Linked DNA regions of Homo sapiens: region 1 is linked to region 2. Evidence: read pairs that join two places in POLR2A ChIA-PET (ENCODE). Cell type or tissue: PC-9. All regions are shown on one strand. Links, peaks and the distances in the headings refer to the core of each region. The heading gives the core; the rest is flanking DNA.

Evidence for each region. ChIA-PET counts read pairs that join two places held together with the same protein. Peaks named below come from ENCODE experiments on the same cell type or tissue, not always from the same donor. Only the 100,000 strongest peaks of a DNase experiment are listed, where the experiment ranks them.
Region 1: POLR2A ChIA-PET joins it to region 2 with 5 read pairs; 6 of 35 experiments call an interaction of 5 or more read pairs at or near these places.

The regions. Positions count from the first base shown.
Region 1 is chr1:235,139,171-235,143,567 of GRCh38, reverse strand. The region is part of intron 6 of RBM34 (RNA binding motif protein 34); the gene reads left to right. Among named protein-coding and RNA genes, the nearest start is that of TOMM20, 13 kb to the right of the region's middle. In PC-9, for the core only: no CTCF peak of the experiment used is centred there; no DNase peak of the experiment used is centred there.
Region 2 is chr1:234,600,640-234,605,036 of GRCh38, reverse strand. It overlaps IRF2BP2 (interferon regulatory factor 2 binding protein 2), which reads left to right. Exons shown (of 2, transcript NM_182972.3): 2 at 1-768. Among named protein-coding and RNA genes, the nearest start is that of IRF2BP2, 7.3 kb to the left of the region's middle. RefSeq lists silencers at 2,081-2,250, 4,136-4,185. In PC-9, for the core only: no CTCF peak of the experiment used is centred there; DNase peaks (open chromatin) are centred at 1,069 and 2,066; H3K4me3 peaks cover 3,226 bases; H3K27ac peaks cover 4,000 bases.

The DNA of each region.
Region 1 (4,397 bases), core at 311-4,310, 540 kb before region 2:
GATGGGGCTTTGCCATGTTGGCCAGGCTGGTCTAAAACTCCTGACCTCAGGTGATCCGCCCGCCTCAGACTGCCAAAGTGCTGGGATTATAGGCGTGAGCCATCGCACCCGGCCCCATTCACCAGTTTATGAACATTCAGGTTATTTCAGCCTTTGGCTATTATACATAAAACTGCTAAAAAAAATTTGGGTACGGATCATTTCTTTTGAGAAACTGCCTGGTCGGATTGCCAGATCTTACGGTATATTGTAACTTTCTAAGAAGCTGCAAAATTGTTTTCCAAAGTGTTTGTACCATTTTACATTCCTACCAGCTATCGATGAGAATGTCAGTTGCTTCACATCCTCACCAGCACTTGGCATTGTCATTTAATTTTAGACATTCTGAAGGTTTGTCAACCACAGTGACTAAAAATGTTAGGCATCTTATGTGCTTACTATTTGTATCTATTCTTTGGTGAAATGTTGGTACAAAAATTTTGCCCATTTTTTAGTGACTTTTAAATTATTTTTATATGGTTGTAAGGAGTTATTTATATATTCTAGATATAACACCTTTTCCTGCTATGTGTGTTTCAGATATTTTGCTCCAGTTTGTGGCTGGCTTTTTTAGAGGTGTCTTTTTTTTTTTTTTTTTTTTTGAGATGGATCCTTGCTCTGTCACCAGGCTGGAGTGCAGTGGTGCGATCCCAGCTCACTGCAACCTCCGCCTCCCGGGTTCAACTGATTCTCCTGCCTCAGCCTCTCAGGTAGCTGGGATTACAAGCGTGCGCCACCACACTCGGGTCATTTTTGTATTTTTAGTAGAGACGGGGTTTCACCATGTTGGCCAGGCTGGTTTCGAACTCCTGACCTCAGATGATCCACCCACCTCTGCCTCCCAAAGTGCTAGGGTTACAAGCATGAGCCACCACACACGCCCAGAGGTGTCTCTTAAAGATTGAAAGTTTTAAGTTTTATTGAAGATCTCATTTAGAGAGTGCTGTTGTTGGCCAGGCACAGTGGCTCACGCCTATAATCCATTACTTTGGGAGGTCAAGGTGGGCGGATCACCTGAGGTCAGGATTTTAAGACCAGCCTGGCCAACGTGGTGAAACCCCGTCTCTACTAAAAATACAAAAATTAGCCAGGAGTGGTGGCGTGCGCCTGTAATCCCAGCTATTCTGGAGGCTGAAGCAGGAGAATCACTTGAACATGGGAGTTAGAGGTTGCAGTGAGCCGAGATCATGCCATTGCACTCCAGCCTGGACTGCAAGAGAGAAACTCCGTCTCAAAATAAAAAAAGTGCTATTGCTTGTCAGTTGGCTTGGTAGTCTGGTGGGAGTGGGCGCAGCAGGGTCTCTGCTGTCTTGTCTTAGTGTTTCCGTGTCTCAGGAGTGCACCTGATCAGGGCTTTTTTCCCGGGGCAGCCAAGCTGTGCCAAATGCCTTGTACCTTTAGTGGGGATTATGCAGAGGATGTTTCCCACCTCTCCCCCGGTAGCTGGACTCCTCCCTTCCTCCGGCTGTAGGGGTCTTCTCTGTGCCCTGGAGTGACAGGGTTTGCTATCCCTCCCCTAGCAGCTTAGCCTTCTCCTCCATCAAGAGAATGTGTCCGGAATTGGTGGGTTCTTGGTCTCACTGACTTCAAGAATGAAGCCGCGGACCCTCGCGGTGAGTGTTACAGCTCTTAAGGTGGTGCGTCGGGAGTCTGTTCCTTCTGATGTTCGGATTTGTTCGGAGTTTCTTCCTTCTGGTGGGTTCGTGGTCTCACTGGCTCAGGAGTAAAGCTGCAGACCTTCGCAGTGAGTGTTACAGCTCTTAAGGCAGCGCGTCTGGAGTTGTTCGTTCCTCCCGGTGGCCTCGTGGTCTCGCTGGCTTCAGGAGTGAAGCTGCAGATCTTTGCGGTGAGTGTTACAGCTCATAAAAGCAGCGTGGACCCAAAGAGTGAGCAGTAGCAAGATTTATTGCAAAGAGTGAAAGGACAAAGCTTCCACAGTGTGGAAGGGGACCCGAGTGGCTTGCCACTGCTGGCTAGGGCAGCCTGCTTTTATTCTCTTATCTGGCCCCACCCACATCCTGCTGATTGGTAGAGCCGAGTGGTCTGTTTTGACAGGGTGCTGATTGGTGCATTTACAATCCCTGAGCTAGATACAAAGGTTCTCCATGTCCCCATCAGATTAGTTAGATACAGAGTATCGACACAAAGGTTCTCCAAGGCCCCACCAGAGCAGCTAGATACAGAGTATCGATTGGTGCACTCACAAACCCTGAGCTAAACACAGGGTGCTGATTGGTGTGTTTATAAACCTTGAGCTAGATACAGAGTGCCGATTGGTGTATTTACAACCCCTGAGCTAGACATAAAGGTTGTCCAAGGCCCCACCAGAGCAGCTAGATACAGAGTGTCGATTGGTGCACTCACAAACCTTGAGCTAAACACAGGGTGCCGATTGGTGTGTTTACAAACCTTGAGCTAGATACAGAGTGCCGATTGGTGTATTTACAATCCCTGAGCTAGACATAAAGGTTGTCCAAGGCCCCACCAGAGCAGCTAGATACTGAGTGTCGATTGGTGCACTCACAAACCTTGAGCTAAACACAGGGTGCCGATTGGTGTGTTTACAAACCTTGAGCTAGATACAGAGTGCTGATTGGTGTATTTACAATCCCTGAGCTAGACATAAAAGTTCTCCAAGGTCCCACCAGAGTAGCTAGATATAGAGTGTCGATTGGTGCATTCACAGACCCTGAGCTAGACACAGGGTGCTGATTGGTGTATTTACAATCCCTGAGCTAGACATAAAGGTTGTCCACATCCCCACCAGACTCGGGAGCCCAGCTGGCTTCACCCAGTGGATCCTGCACCGGGGCTGCAGGTGGAGCTGCCTGCCAATCCCATGCCGTGCGCCTGCACTCCCCAGCCCTTTGGTGGTCGATGGGACTGGGCGTCGTGGAGCAGGGGGTGGCGCTCCTCGGGGAGGCTCGGGCCGCACAGGAGCCCATGGAGGGGGTGGGAGGCTCAGGCATAGCGGGCTGCAGGTCCCGAACCCTGCCCTGCGGGAAGGCAGCTAAGGCCCGGTGAGAAATCGAGCGTAGCGCCAGTGGGTTGGCACTGCTGGGGGACCCAGTACATCCTCCGCAGCCACTGGCCCGGGTGCTAAGCCCCTCACTGCCCGGGGCCGGCAGGGCCTGCAGGGCCGGCCGGCTGCTCCGAGTGCGGGGCCCGCCAAGCCCACGCCCACCTGGAACTCCAGCTGGCCCGCAAGCGCCGCGCAGCCCTGGTTCCCACTCGCGCCTCTCCCTCCACACCTCCCTGCAAGCTGAGGGAGCCGGCTCCGGCCTTGGCCAGCCCAGAAACGGGCTCCCACAGCGCAGCGGTGGGCTGAAGGGCTCCTCAAGTGCCGTCAAAGTGGGAGCCCAGGCAGAGGAGGTGCGGAGAGCAAGCGAGGGCTCTGAGGACTGCCAGCACGCTGTCACCTCTCAAGAAGAATCCAGGTGGGGCTTTGTGCCTTTCCCACACTTTGGCCATTCCGTCCTCCAGGCCTGCAGCACCCATAGCTGCGATCTCAGCCTTTCCCAGGGAGTGGAGGTCAGTGGGGCAGATCCTGAGGATGGGCGCACACTCCTGCCTCGGCAGCTTCCAGGACTTCTGTTTCAGGCCCAGCCCACGCTGAGCTCTAGTGTTTTAGTGAGATCATGGCTGGAATCTTTCCTGCTTGTCTGGTGCCCAGCATTTTGCCCCTGTGCTCGGCCATCGTAGAGCCAGAAGAGCCAGTGCTTCCTCTGTCTCTCATTGGAGGAAGCAGGCCTGTCCTTAGCTTCTAGCTGCTGGCTTTCCCCAAGACTTCAGCTCTGTGATGGCTGCAACAAAAGTTATGATGCTGTGGGTTATCTGGTTTCTTCTTAACTGGTAAGAGCAGGAGTGATGCACTTTCTGGCTTTTTACATTCTAGGTGGAAGCGGAACTCCAGCATTTGTTCCTGGGGGTGCACTAGGATGTGTTGGATTTGGATGTTGTCGGCAGCTGTGTGTTGTGTGAAGAGCAGGGCTCTAGAGTCAGCTAGACTTGGTTTCAGTCCTAGGCCAGCCACTTGTTGCCATTTCATCGCAGTCACGTACCTCTTCCAGTCTCAGCTTCCTTATTCATAAAATCAGAAAAAAAACACCGTGTTGGAGATGTGAGATTAAATGAAATACATAAAATGTCTAGCTGAGTGTCTGGTATATATTAGGCATTCAGTAAATCACAGCTGGTTTAATCAATACAAAAGCATTAGTATAGTGTATTATTACAGAATGCCATCAGTCATGTCAGGCACTATTTTCCAGTTCCCTTCTTGATGATACTCATTTGTGTAGTAGCATTTTTCTTACTTCAAAACAGTAGGTTGATGTCTTCAGGGAAAGATCTGTGTT
Region 2 (4,397 bases), core at 269-4,268:
TAAGTCTATCCAGCTGTGGAAAGGGCAACCTGTGGTTTCTCTGTACTGGTGTTTAATGGGGGAAGAATATGAACAGCTTTAAAGAGCTGTGTATTGTGGTTACTACTATTAAAAAATAAGATCTGCACGAGTCTGACTGGCCTTTGGGTGGCCTTTGTGGACGGCTCGTAGCTGGAAAGTGTTGATCTGGGTTTTCTGGCATTCTTTTAAGTTAAAAAGTTAACATCGGGACATGGGTTTGATCTTTTGTTGTACCTGATGACAGTGCAGAGATTCTCCACAGCTGGATAAAAATGTCACAAAGCTACTTACTGTACATGGGCAGTATCAGATTTCAAATCCTAATATTTCAGCTGTGCTTTTAATACTCAAAATATTAGGGGATGGGGTGTTGAAGCTTTCCCTTTTTTGCTTTTAACAATTTATAGAATTTAACAGATGTACTGTCTTTCATGTGGCCTCACATTTAAAGTTATGAGAACATACACATGGTTTACAACTTTTACTATATACCTTTCCTTGGCCACCAAGTATTTTAAAAGTGTGCCACCTTTTAACCTTTACTTTTTTTAAGTTGAAGGTGATACTTTTTCTATATATGATGAAACTCATGTCAACTGAAGTGAGTGTAATCTCAGATACCAACATTATTATATTTTAAAATCACGCTATGGAAATATCACCTGAATTCTGTCATTTGTCAGATTTACAGTACCTTTTTTTCTTTAACTTTTAGCATTAAATAAAAATAAAATTGGGAGCACTGAACATTTTCTGAGGCCTTTTTTAATTTTCTAAAGCAAGCTTAGAATGGCTATTGTTTTAATCACTAATGGCAATGTGACTAAAGGATGTGTGGGTTTGGGGTTGGGGTTTGCCTGAACTTCAGGAGATAAAAGACATGGAACAAAAAGGCAACTGATGGTATAAAATAGAAGTGCCAGGGACTGCGGAAAGGGCAACTGGATAGGGGACACAGATAAAAGAGCTGAACAAAGTACGGCTAGAAAGCATTTGTTTATTTTTCAACTAGCAGCAGAACCAGCCATTCTGCAATGGTAGATTGGAAAGAGAAGATAGTGACGACACTGGAAAGACTCTCAAGACCTGGAGCTGCTCTTTGAAAAGCTTTGGAATAAAACAGCTACGTTGGGCCATAGGAAATGCGCTAAAGACAAAAGGGATTTAAAAAAAAAAAAAGCCTTATACTTTGGAAAGCTTAGGAATGAAAAAAGCCAAAGCCATGTATGAGCTTTATTGATATCCTGAAACTTAAATTTATAAATAGAGATAAAAGGTAGAAAGCACTGAGACACATTTTACTGGCTACTCTCATATAATAAGAAATTTCCTAGATGTTGCAGCTTTTACTCTTTTTATTGATTAATGGCTTGGCAGACTTCTCTATGAAAGGAAGTTGTGAAACTCATAAAGAGTTGGAGGCTAGGATATACATAGAGTTACTATATGTTTTAAATTAAACAGCAACAGTGAATGTGTACTTGAATATATTTACACTAGGGTGGTCTGGTAACTAGGAGGGGCCCATCACTATATATATTTTAATAGTTTTTCATTATTAGTCCATTTAAGGTTTTCAAGAAACCATATTCTTAGCAAGTTACAGATGATAAACAATTTTTCATGTAATAACTAGGTTAAAAGAAATAGGATGAACTATGTTTTTGTAACAAAAATGCTAAATTTTATTTTTAGTGAAATTGAAAATAGTGCAGCTTGTAGAAGTAATTCTCAACATTTCAAAACCTCTTCCCAAAGATATACTTTAATGACTGCATTTCGTTTTCAGTTAAGAAAACAAACCAGACTCTTGATGTGGCAGATGTCTTTGTTTATTCCCCAAAGGGGAGTTGGGGGAGAGTTAAAAGGAAACTATGGAAATCCTTTTTTAATTCCTAGACTTTTAAGTCCCTCTTTACTCAAAAGTTGTTTTGCATATGATTTATAGATGGTTTTATTTGGTTAGTGAAGAGTAAAATGTTTCTCTTCCTGATTCCTAAGTGTATACGTGGAATCATTCAGAAAAATGTTCAGTTGTGTGTAGGCCATGAGAAGTCCTGAGTCACCCTCATTTGCTTGCCTTTTGTTCATAGGGAACAGTATGAGAAGACACGCCTTTCCTCTGTCACAGACCAAGGTCAGATGCACCAATGAATGGAATACATATTTACCCAATTTATCGTGGGGTTCTAGAAATCGGGAGTGGGGGTGGGGACTGTTTTAACTCCTTCAGTGCCACTGGTTAGGCCTCTGACAGCAATGGTACTACAATCAAATAAAAATTACGGGTGTGACTTTCCAGATTACAAACTCTATAGATCCCTTGTTGCTGTTTCTCTTGACAGCCTGCATTTTCCTTAATATGTCTGAACCCCTCACTGTAACTTAAAAAGCACACAAATAGACAATTTATAAATTACTCGCTAAGCGGTTAGAAGATAGAAAATGGGTAGATTTATGGATTATCTGTGGATTCCTCCATTAATCCTCAGATAAATCCATAATTTGTCAGGGATACCCACACTACCCCTAGTTATTACATTAATTTATACCTAATTTAACAGTGAACATTGTTTTAACTCATTAGGTGTGTCATCTGCTCCCTCCCCATGTCAATACAACTTAACTTAAAATGCTTGATTTGAAACAGCTCTCTGATTGTTTGATTTGAAGTGTAACTTGTCTCTTTAAAAGATTATAGAATATGAAGTCTGTATTTGCACTGGTTTTAATCAGAAAATTATGCACATCTGCCTGGCACAACATAAAACAATCCATACAACCCACAGAAAAGGTATTTTAGGACAAAAAGTAACTATACCATAGACAGATCATTATTGAGAATCATTTAGACATTGTATCTTAAAAGCTGTTCTTTTATTTTTAATCCAAAACCCAACTGAGTAAAATTTCCTTATTAAACAACCCTATTAGAATGGTATAAACAGTTTCTTCTGTAAGACAAACATTTATTTGGAAAATATATAGAATGGCACTGTATAACACTAACTCAAAACATGGAATAATAAATCTTCAGTGCAAGTAAAACATCACAAAATCAGCCATGAAAAGCCTCTAGGAGATGATTTCTGCCTAGGTCAGATAAGTCTAGAGACTAGACTACAGGATTCCTAGTTTAAATTGAGAGCTTCAAGGCACCGGTTCTCATCCTTTGAATGGGCTGTCAGAAGTTAGATTGCGTAATCTAAAGAGCCTCCTCCAGCAGCTCTACAGACGCCCTTGATGCTGAGATAAGACATCCTGTATAGGGTAATAATGTCACATTTGAATATTTCTAAATATAGTTTACATTTTGGGGGAAATGAACTACATTACATAATCTGTAGATCACATCACTTACCACTTTTACTTAGCAATTAGTATTTCTATATCATCACCATCAGGTAGCATTCAGATGCCCATCGTGCACAAAAAATGAGTTCGGTTTTGTTGTGGAGGCACTCAGCAACTTTAGCAGATAAATATTTAAGTCATTGCAAATTTATCTGCAATATCTATAGAAAACATCTTTCCTATACTAGTTCAAATAGAGTACTTTGAATTGCGTATGTGGCTATTTATGCCTCCGGGGTGGGGGGGCGGTGGGAATTAAAAACCCGGAAACATTTCGCCAGAGCTCAGGGCCTCAATTTATTTTAATGCATGGAAAGAGTTTATTAAAAGTGAACCTCAAATTACTGAGGTTTTGCCTTCTTTTATTGTATGATTTTTAAAGTATTTGCCATACTAGTAAGAGTTCTGCAGAGAAGTGACATGTGGGAGTAGAGATTGTCTGGGTCAGACTAAATCAGCATTTCTTTGGCACAGGCTTGTCTTGGGCCGTCTGCCTGAGCCGACTGTATGTGTGAGCTGCAAAACAGAAAAAAGCTGTTGAGAGTCTTAGCCCAGGCTAAGAGCCCATTACCCCCATTTTGTTATTTCTGCCTGCAAACAGCAGTTCAATTAGCTTTTCTGGTGATAAAAGATAAAGATTTATTGTACCCCATATACAATTGAAATCAGAATTTCACAGGAGGGTCACAGTCATTAGAGAAGTTTTGGAATACTATTCTCCTAATAAGCACCATATGGGTTGTTGCTGTTATAATTTAACACCTACTAAGCAGGCATCTCATTCTAGGCTTTGAACAGCTGAGAGGCTAGCTCCTACCTTTTGTGCAGCTTAAAGTCAAAGCCACAGGTAGGAAATGTCACTTTGCTTGGTTCAAGACACGTATTGACAAGAGTTAACCACGAGTTTGTTTCCTTCCAGTTTATCTTACAAACCACAGTAAAATTCTGACATAGGAACACAGTCCGAAGTCCAAAGTGCTTTCGCACAATAAGTTCATTATGCCCAGCGTGCAATTCATGCA